Regions from separate parts of the Homo sapiens genome. Here all the other regions are linked to region 2. The links are chromatin contacts, found by Hi-C or POLR2A ChIA-PET in ENCODE. All regions are on one chromosome and are shown on one strand. The core of a region is the stretch at or near the end of the contact, and the rest is flanking DNA. Distances in the headings are between cores, read along the strand shown.

What was found. A loop is a pair of places that touch in the nucleus more often than their neighbours do. ChIA-PET counts read pairs that join two places held with the same protein, here RNA polymerase II (POLR2A). Pooled maps may share reads with other maps.
Region 1: a loop to region 2 is called in a pooled map, with 10 times the contacts of the local background. The contact joins the promoter of MARF1 here to the enhancer-like site in region 2. A Hi-C loop is called at or near these places in 1 of 168 maps with a recorded cell type or tissue (chondrocyte) and 7 of 50 pooled maps. POLR2A ChIA-PET finds 5 or more read pairs at or near these places in 1 of 52 experiments (activated CD4-positive, alpha-beta T cell).
Region 3: a loop to region 2 is called in a map of psoas muscle, with 10 times the contacts of the local background. The contact joins two enhancer-like sites. A Hi-C loop is called at or near these places in 1 of 168 maps with a recorded cell type or tissue (psoas muscle). POLR2A ChIA-PET finds 5 or more read pairs at or near these places in 2 of 52 experiments (activated CD4-positive, alpha-beta T cell and activated T-cell).

The regions. Positions count from the first base shown.
Region 1 is chr16:15,641,750-15,644,449 of GRCh38, forward strand. MARF1 (meiosis regulator and mRNA stability factor 1) reads right to left here and starts at 1,405. Exons shown (of 27, transcript NM_014647.4): 1 at 1,269-1,405. MIR484 (microRNA 484) reads left to right here and starts at 1,545; the gene lies at 1,545-1,623. It also overlaps a transcript of NDE1 not described here.
Region 2 is chr16:15,012,916-15,015,615 of GRCh38, forward strand. All of the region lies in intron 8 of PDXDC1 (pyridoxal dependent decarboxylase domain containing 1), which reads left to right. Among named protein-coding and RNA genes, the nearest start is that of MIR1972-1, 3.9 kb to the left of the region's middle. RefSeq lists a silencer at 95-200. Within about 2 kb of position 1,261, at least 15 of the 41 ENCODE cell types and tissues checked have a DNase peak (open chromatin) inside an H3K27ac peak, as active enhancers do.
Region 3 is chr16:15,680,964-15,683,663 of GRCh38, forward strand. The region is part of intron 4 of NDE1 (nudE neurodevelopment protein 1); the gene reads left to right. Among named protein-coding and RNA genes, the nearest start is that of NDE1, 32 kb to the left of the region's middle. RefSeq lists an enhancer at 1,169-1,463. Within about 2 kb of position 1,273, at least 5 of the 41 ENCODE cell types and tissues checked have a DNase peak (open chromatin) inside an H3K27ac peak, as active enhancers do.

The sequences.
Region 1 (2,700 bases), core at 155-2,654, 630 kb after region 2:
AAGATTAGGCTTGTTCACCCCTTTCCACTACATCAAGGTGCCTTCAATACTGCTCAATACAAGCGATTAAAAGTAAAAACTTTCAGGTGCCTGCACCCTGAAAACTTCCCAAATACCATCCACGAAGCAACTTAGGTAGCCAAAAGCAGGTTCTGTTTGACTTGAGCGACAGTCTCCTTTCTGTCACTCTCTTCAAGTCTTTTGACCAATTCAATGAGGAGAGCATAGGCTCTGTCGACTGTCTGCATTTTGGTCTCCAATTTGACTGCGGTGCAGCTTTGGACAACTCACAACCTCTCTGAACCTCAGATCCCATCTCTAAAATGGGTGTGATAATAATAGAAACCACCTTACAAGGCCGTTGTTTGGATTACATGAGGTAATCCACGGGGAACATTTAGCAAATGTTGTTTCCTTAGCACCCAATCTAGTCTTTGACCCCACACCACCCCATCCCATTACCGTTTTCTCCCCCATAGCTCTTCTGTCCAAAACGGCCTTTTTAGCTTATTTTATTATCTTTCTCCCCCATTAGGCTATAAACTCCATGACAGCAGAGACTATGTTTTCTTATCCACTATTCCAACTCCTGTCCTTAGTACAATGCCTGGCATATTTTAATAAATAACTGTTGAACGAATAAAGCTTAATAAATAGGAAAACAGTTTAGGTTTCAATACACCGATATGCAAAAGAGAAGAATATTTACCGCTCAGAGAAGTCCAAAAGACACAAATGCAATTGGACAGCTCTTGGTAATACCGGAAAGGTGCTTGAGAAACTCTAAAAGGTGTATCACGAGGTCGCGTTACAACTACTAGTGAGAGTGGCTGAAGCCCTAGACATTGTCAACCCTGAGACTACACCCTATGTGTTGCTAAAAGGCCGAGGAGAATGCAAAACGGCCGGGGAGGGGGGAGTGTGTTGCAAAAACACCCGCCCCTTTCCTTCTCTCTTAACCTTCCAGCTGTGCACTTCACTCCTGGAGGGCCCCACCAGGGGTCAGACAGGGGCGGGCGGGGAGCCAAATGCCCTCGAAGGGGAACAGCGGCGCCAACAGTGACAGTAGTGAATGGACCCGAAAGGGAGACAAGCCAACTCTTTCGTGGGGGGCCCAACTGGCGCGTCCCAGTTAGCTAACCTCCCCTCTCCACCACCATCCCACCAGCAATAGGCGGGGAAAGAGGGGACACTGTCCTCCGTCCCGCCCCGCTGGCCTCGGAGCAGAGCCTGCCGGGGTCTGGTCGCAGGACTGTCTGCAAACTCACCTCTGCCGCCGGCTCCACCTCCGCTCACATTCCGGCCCCGCCGCCTTCCCCCCGCCCCCCCCAGGCCCTTTGTTTTGATTCCCGACTCCGCAGCTCCCGCCGCCGCCGCCAAGCGCACCCTTCACTTCCGCTTCCGCACCGCACCGCCCCTGTCGCAAAACCGACGCCCTTCTCTCCTCTTCGCCCCGCCCCTTCCTCGCCCCGCCTCCGCCGCCGCGTCCTGTCCGCGCGGGGCATGCTGGGAACCCCGGGGGGGGCGGGGCCTCGCGGCCCTGCAGCCTCGTCAGGCTCAGTCCCCTCCCGATAAACCCCTAAATAGGGACTTTCCCGGGGGGTGACCCTGGCTTTTTTGGCGAAAACCCCCAGTTTAAGGAGGCCTTCCCCCTGGCTTCACGTTGTGGAGTCGAAAGGAACCTTGAAGCGGAGAATGAGCTCGTGACGTGGACCCGAGGAAAAAACCTGCCAACCAGGATTTAATAGAATTCAGCTCTTTCAGGCTTTGGAGGGAAGGCGATTTGAACGGGATTTCAATGAAAAACCCTGTCCCTTCGGCTTTTTTTTTTTCCTCTCTCGGGTCTCGTCACGTGATGGTCCTACTTTATTTTTAAAAATTAAATGGCGCATATTCCCCAGCATCCTAAATCTAGTGCAACCTAGTGGCAAGTGGAGAAAAAAATAACTGCCAACCTGGCTTCCTACGAGGTCCCCCGGAGTTCTCGCAAAGTTGCGACCCAGTTGGCAAAAATACAGTGTGTGCAAAGACTCAACTGGACATTGCCACCAAGAATCAAGAGATTTTTGGGGACTTTAGCAAGAAAACGTTATTTTTAAAAGCCCTGCTCCAAAGCTGGTTACAAATGAATACTGCGTTTCCAGTGACAGGTTGGGCGAGCAGAAAGGAAATCTTACGGTTAGTTTCAAACACTTTGTGTTTTAGGTGGCCAGATATGCTGTGTGGTTTGCTTTAAAAAAAAAAATAGCGCCCCACAATCTTCACGTTTCCCTGGAATAAAAAAAAATTTAAGACTCAGCAAAAGGGTGATTTCTGAAACTACCAGCTGATTACTATTTTCTGTTGCAAATTAGGAAAAAAGCAAAGCACATATTGTGTAAGTTAAATCTAGACACGATTTAGGATGTGCTAGCTGCTAGCTAAATGCTACCTTAGGAGTTTATTTTTAAAGTTTGCCCAGAAACAAGTTGACTTTGCAAAAGAATCAGTAAGTCGAAATTGCCAAACGAGAATATTTTGCCCAAAAAAATCCTTACTGGGAGGTTATTTCAATAGGCAATCCCCATTACGTGGGGATTAACACATCCCTGTAAACATCCCTGTAGACGGGTATTGTGGAGGGCAGGATCAGACATGTAGCTGAAGAATCCTTTGTGCCTGTATTTAATTTTCCAGAAGGCAGATGACAAGCACACATCC
Region 2 (2,700 bases), core at 11-2,510:
AATCCCAGCACTTTGGGAGGCCGAGGCGGGCAGATTACGAGGTCAGGAGATCAAGACATCCTGGCTAACATGGTGAAACCCCGTTTCCACTAAAAATACAAAAAAATAGCTGGGTGTGGTGGTGGGCACCTGTAGTCCTAGCTACTTGGGAGGCCGAGGCAGGAGAATGGCATGAACTCGGGAGGCAGAGGTTGCAGTGAGGTGAGATCGCACCACTGCACTCCAGCCTTGGTGACAGAGTGAGACTCTGTTTCTGTAAAAAATAAATAAGTAAATAAATAAAACTTGCCAGGTGTGGTGGTGGGCACCTGTAGTCCCAGCTACTTGAGAGGCTGAGGCAGGAGAATGGCTTGAACCCGGGAGGCGGAGCTTGCAATGAGCCGAGATTGTGCTACTGCACTTCAGCCTGGGCGACAGAGTGAGACCCTATCTCAAAAAAAAAAGAAAAAAAAAAAAAAAGGCAAAAAACTACAGTGACAGAAGCAGATCAGGATTTTCCAGGGCCAGTGAGGAGTCAGGGAAAGGGTAATTATATTGGGGTTGATGGGATTTGGGGGTTGATGGAAGTATTCTGAATCTTGATTGTGTTGATGGTTACATGCTCTATATATTTGTCAAAACTCATTGGACCGTATACTTACATGAGTGAGTTTTGTTGCATGTAAATCATACTACAATAGGCCGAGCATGAGAGCTCATGCCTGTAGTCCCAGCACTTTGGGAGGCTGAGGCAGGCAGATCACAAGGTCAGGAGTTCAAGACCAGCCTGACCAATGTGGTAAAACCCCATCTCTACTAAAAATGCAAAAATTAGCCAGGTGTGGTGGTGTGCACCTGTAGTCCCAGCTACTTGGGAGGCTGAGGCAGGAAAATCGCTTGAACCTGGGAGGTGGAGGTTGCAGTGAGCCAAGATCGCACCACCGCACTGTAGCCTGGGCGACAGAAAGGGTCTCTGTCTCAAAAAAAAAAAAAAAAAAAAAAATCATACTACAATAAAACTGCTTATTTAGGCCGGGTGCGGTGGCTCATGCATGTAATTCCAGCACTTTGAGAGGCCAAGGCGGGAAGATCACCTGAGGTCAGGAGTTCAAGACCAGCCTGGCCAAAATGGCGAAACCCTGTCTCTACTAAAAATATAAAAATTAGCTGGTTGTGGTGGCAGGCACCTGTAATCCCAGCTACTTAGGAGGCCGAGGCAGGAGAATAGCTTGAACCCAGGAGGCTGAGATTGCAGTGAGCCGAGATTGCGCTGCTGCACTCCGGCCTGGGCAACAGGGTGAGACTCTGTCTCAAAAAAAAAAAAAAAAGACAAAATAGAAAAACCACATAAATATTCACTTTATTGCCAACAGGAAAACCATCACTTCCTGCCTTATTGTTTAAAAACACAAATTCACCCATATTCAATCACATGATAAACTGGAGGGGCTGCAGTTTGCATGTGACTGAGTGACTTGCCAGTGTGATTATGTTGCAGATGTCAGCAGACACATGTCAAGGGTTAGTCACCAGACATTGCCAAGAAATACGAAAAGAGAATCTGCATGCGATCCAGGCACTAACACAGCAGTACGCTTTTATTTTGCTGGAAGAGCCTGTGGCACAGCCCATGCATTGACATTTGATCTTGTTTCAGCTAAACTAAATGTGTCTGTTAAGATTTTTTTTTTTTAATTTGAGGTAGATTTAGGTATGAGGGGAAAAAGTTTTCAGCCCTTTTCCTGGCATAGACCTTACAAAAGAACTACTTTCTTTAGCTGTGTTTGTTGAGGCCGTTGGTGAGTGTTTGAAATCTTTTTAGTTGGCTTACTGCTAACTGGAAATTTAGGACGGTTGGGGGAATGCCTGACTCAACGTTTTAACTAAGCTCTCTCTGAAAAGGGATCTCCCCAGCAAAATCTGTAGTGCAATCAATTACCAAGGGAGCGGCTGAAAGTGCTTAATATGCTTAAGCTGGCTTCAGAATGCATGTTCTGTATTACAAGGAACCTGGGTGGAAACAAAACAAATTCATCTATATGTTTTGTTTGTTTGTTTTTTGAGCTGGAGTCTTGCTTTGTTGCCCAGGCTGGAGTGCAGTGGCACGATCTCGGCTCACTACAAGCTCTGCCTCCCAGGTTCACGCCATTCTCCCGCCTCGGCCCCGCGAGTACCTGGGACTATAGGCGCCCACCACTACACCCGGCTAATTTTGTTTTTGTATTTTTAGTAGAGACGGGATTTCACCGTGTTAGCCAGGATGGTCTCCATCTCCTGACCTTGTGATCCACCCGCCTGGGCCTCCCAGAGTGCTGGGATTACAGATGTGAGCCACTGTGCCCAGCCCACCTATATGATTTTTATAAAGGGCATATCTAAATCAAAATAATCCAGGAAGTGACAATAAAATAAAAAGGTGGAAAAGTTTATCTTGGACAAATGCTGACAAAATGAAAGTACCATAGCCATATTAGTGTGGGATAAAATAGACTTCATATTGATGAAAGATGTAATCTCCTAAAAGAAATAACAGTTATACCTGCTGGGCACGGTGGCTCATGCTTATAATCCCAGCACTTTGGAAGGCCGAGGCAGGTGGATCACGAGGTCAGGAGTTCGAGACCAGCCTGGCCAACGTAGTGAAACCCCGTCTCTACTAAAAATACAAAAAAATTAGCCGGGCGTGGTGGCCACCGCCTGTAATCCCACCTACTTGGGAGG
Region 3 (2,700 bases), core at 23-2,522, 670 kb after region 2:
GAAAAAAAATTTTTTATACATGTATTTTTCATTTTTAGGTCATCAGTTACATCTTTTTTTAAATACCTTCTAGGTTTGCAGATTTCACTAGGGAAGTCTCCTTGGTTCTTGATTGTTCATGTGTTTTGTGTTTTTTTTGCAATATTTTTTAATTGTTTAATTTTTTTGTATCCTTATTCCTTAGTCTGCAATGAATTTATTTTTGTATCTAGTATAAGATACAAGTTCAATTTTATTTTTATTTTCTTTAGGTGGATAGCCCAGTTGTGCCAGCACTGTTAAACACTGCCTTTTTTTTTTTTTTTTTTTTTTTTTTTTTTGAGACTGGGCCTCGCTCCATTGCCCAGAGTAGAGTGCCATGGTGCAATTACAGCTCACTGGAGCCTTGACCTCCTGGGGCAAGTGATTCTCCCACCTCAGCCTCCTGAGTGTCTGGGACTATAGGCATGTGCCACTATACCTGGCTAATTTTTGTATTTTTTGTAGATACAGGGTTTTTCCATGTTGCCTAGGCTGGTCTCAAAGTCCTGGACTCGGTCTGTCCACCTTGGCCTCCCAAAGTGCTGGGATTATAGGCATGAGCCACCATACCCGGCCTTTGGCATATTTTAAAATTGGGTTGTTCGTTGTTTTTTTTCCCATGATTTCTAGGAGATTTTTATATATTTGTCTGTGACATGAATGGACAGTATTGGGAGTTTGTCATTTGTTTCCAGCTTTGTCTGATGTATATTTTATTGTACAGAGTTACTGATTTGTTTTGTTTTGAGTCAGAGTCTTGCCCTATGGCCCAGGCTGGAGTGCAGGTGCAGGATCTCGGCTAACTGCAACCTCCACCCTCCCAGGTTCAAGCTATTCTCCTGCCTCAGCCTCCCAAGTAGCTGGGATTACAGGCGCCCACTGCCACGCCTGGCTAATTTTTGTATTTTTAGCGGAGATGGGGTTTCACCATGTTGGCCAGGCTGGTATTTGATTTTTTTGTAGTCAGATTTCTTAGTCATAGTTAGAAGGGCCTTGTGCACTCCAAGGTTTATAAAGCAATTAGCCAAGTGTTTTCTTGTAGTATTTTTGTTTTTTCTTTCTTTTCTATTTTTATTTTTGTACTAAACGTGCATTGTTTTTGTTAATACAATTTGGCCAAATGCTGAATAGTTTAGTGTTAAAAATCGGATGAGGTAGAAGCCCAGTTCACCATTATAGAATCAATAAAGTTCTAGGTCACCAAAGTTTTATGTATTTATGTTTTGAGACAAGGTCTCTCTCTGTCGCCCCTGCTGGAGTGCAGTGGCACGATCACTTCAGCCTCCCCAGTAGCTGGGACTACAGTCATGTGCCACCATGACTCACTAATTTGTGTATTCTTTGTAAAGACCGGGTTTCTCCATGTTGCCTAGGCTCCAAAGCTTTATTTTAAAGACTTGAAAATGTTACAATTTTGTGCAAGTTTAATAGTTATATTTAGAACGTTTGACAGTCTTCTCCAAGAACAAGAGTTTCTCAGCACCATCAGCTGTTTGATTGCTCTCATGGTCCTTCTTCTATACGTCCCTCAAACGAAACTACTCACTTTTAACTGAGGACAGGCACTTTGTATAAGAATAACCTTGAAAAGTGTGCAGGACCTAATTGGAAGTAACTAAAAATTAAATACATTTCCTAAAGGTTACTTTGTTTCATATGAGTACTAAGATGCCAAAAAGTTTTACAAAAATTCAAATAGATTTAATCTAGTTTTACTCTTTTCATAAGTTTTTCATTTTATTTTATTTATTTATTTTTGAGACAGAGTCTTGCTCTGTAGCCCAGGCTGGAGTGCAGTGGTGCGATCTTAGCTCACTGCAGCCTCTGCCTCCCAGGTTCAAATGATTTTCCTGCCTCAGCCTCTCGAGTAGCTGGGACTACATTGCATGTGCCATTATGCCCAGCTAATTTTTCTATTTTTAGTAGAAATGGGGTCTCACCATGGTCCTGACCTCAAGCGATCCACCACCTCGGCCTCCCAAAGTGCTGGGATTATAGCCGTTAGCTCTCACACCCAGTCCAACTTACACATTTTTTTTTTTTAAAGAGATGGGGTCACACAGTGTTTCCCAGGCTGGTCTCAAACTCCTGGATTCAAACAATCTTCCCATCTCGGCTTGCCAAAGTGTTGGGATTACAAGCATGAGCCACTGTGCCCAGCCAATTCCATGGACTTTTAAAGCATTTTTTGGCTCAAAAAGGATATGTTCTTAGTTATCTAACCAGTATATCTCTTTATATTTACTGAAAATCTGTTTTCCTATTTAAGTATTTTCAGGTTCTCAATAACTGCACATGAAATTAACAGCTTTCATAGTCACAAATTATTGCAATATTTTGCTGTTATACTAAATATGGGTTTTTTTTGTTTGTTTTTAAGACAGAGTCTAGCTCTGTTACCCAGGCTGGAGTGCATTGGCACAATCTTGGCTCACTGCAAGCTCCGCCTCCCAGGTTCATGCCATTCTCCTGGCCTCAGCCTCCCGAGTACCTGGGACAACAGGCACCCGCTACCACGAACCGGCTAATTTTTTTGTATTTTTAGTAGAGATGGGGTTTCGCCATGTTAGCCAAGATGGTCTCGATCTCCTGACTTTGTGATCCACCCGCCTCAGCCTCCCAAAGTGCTGGGATTACAGGCACTAAATATGCTTTTATACATTAGTTGACAGAATTTCA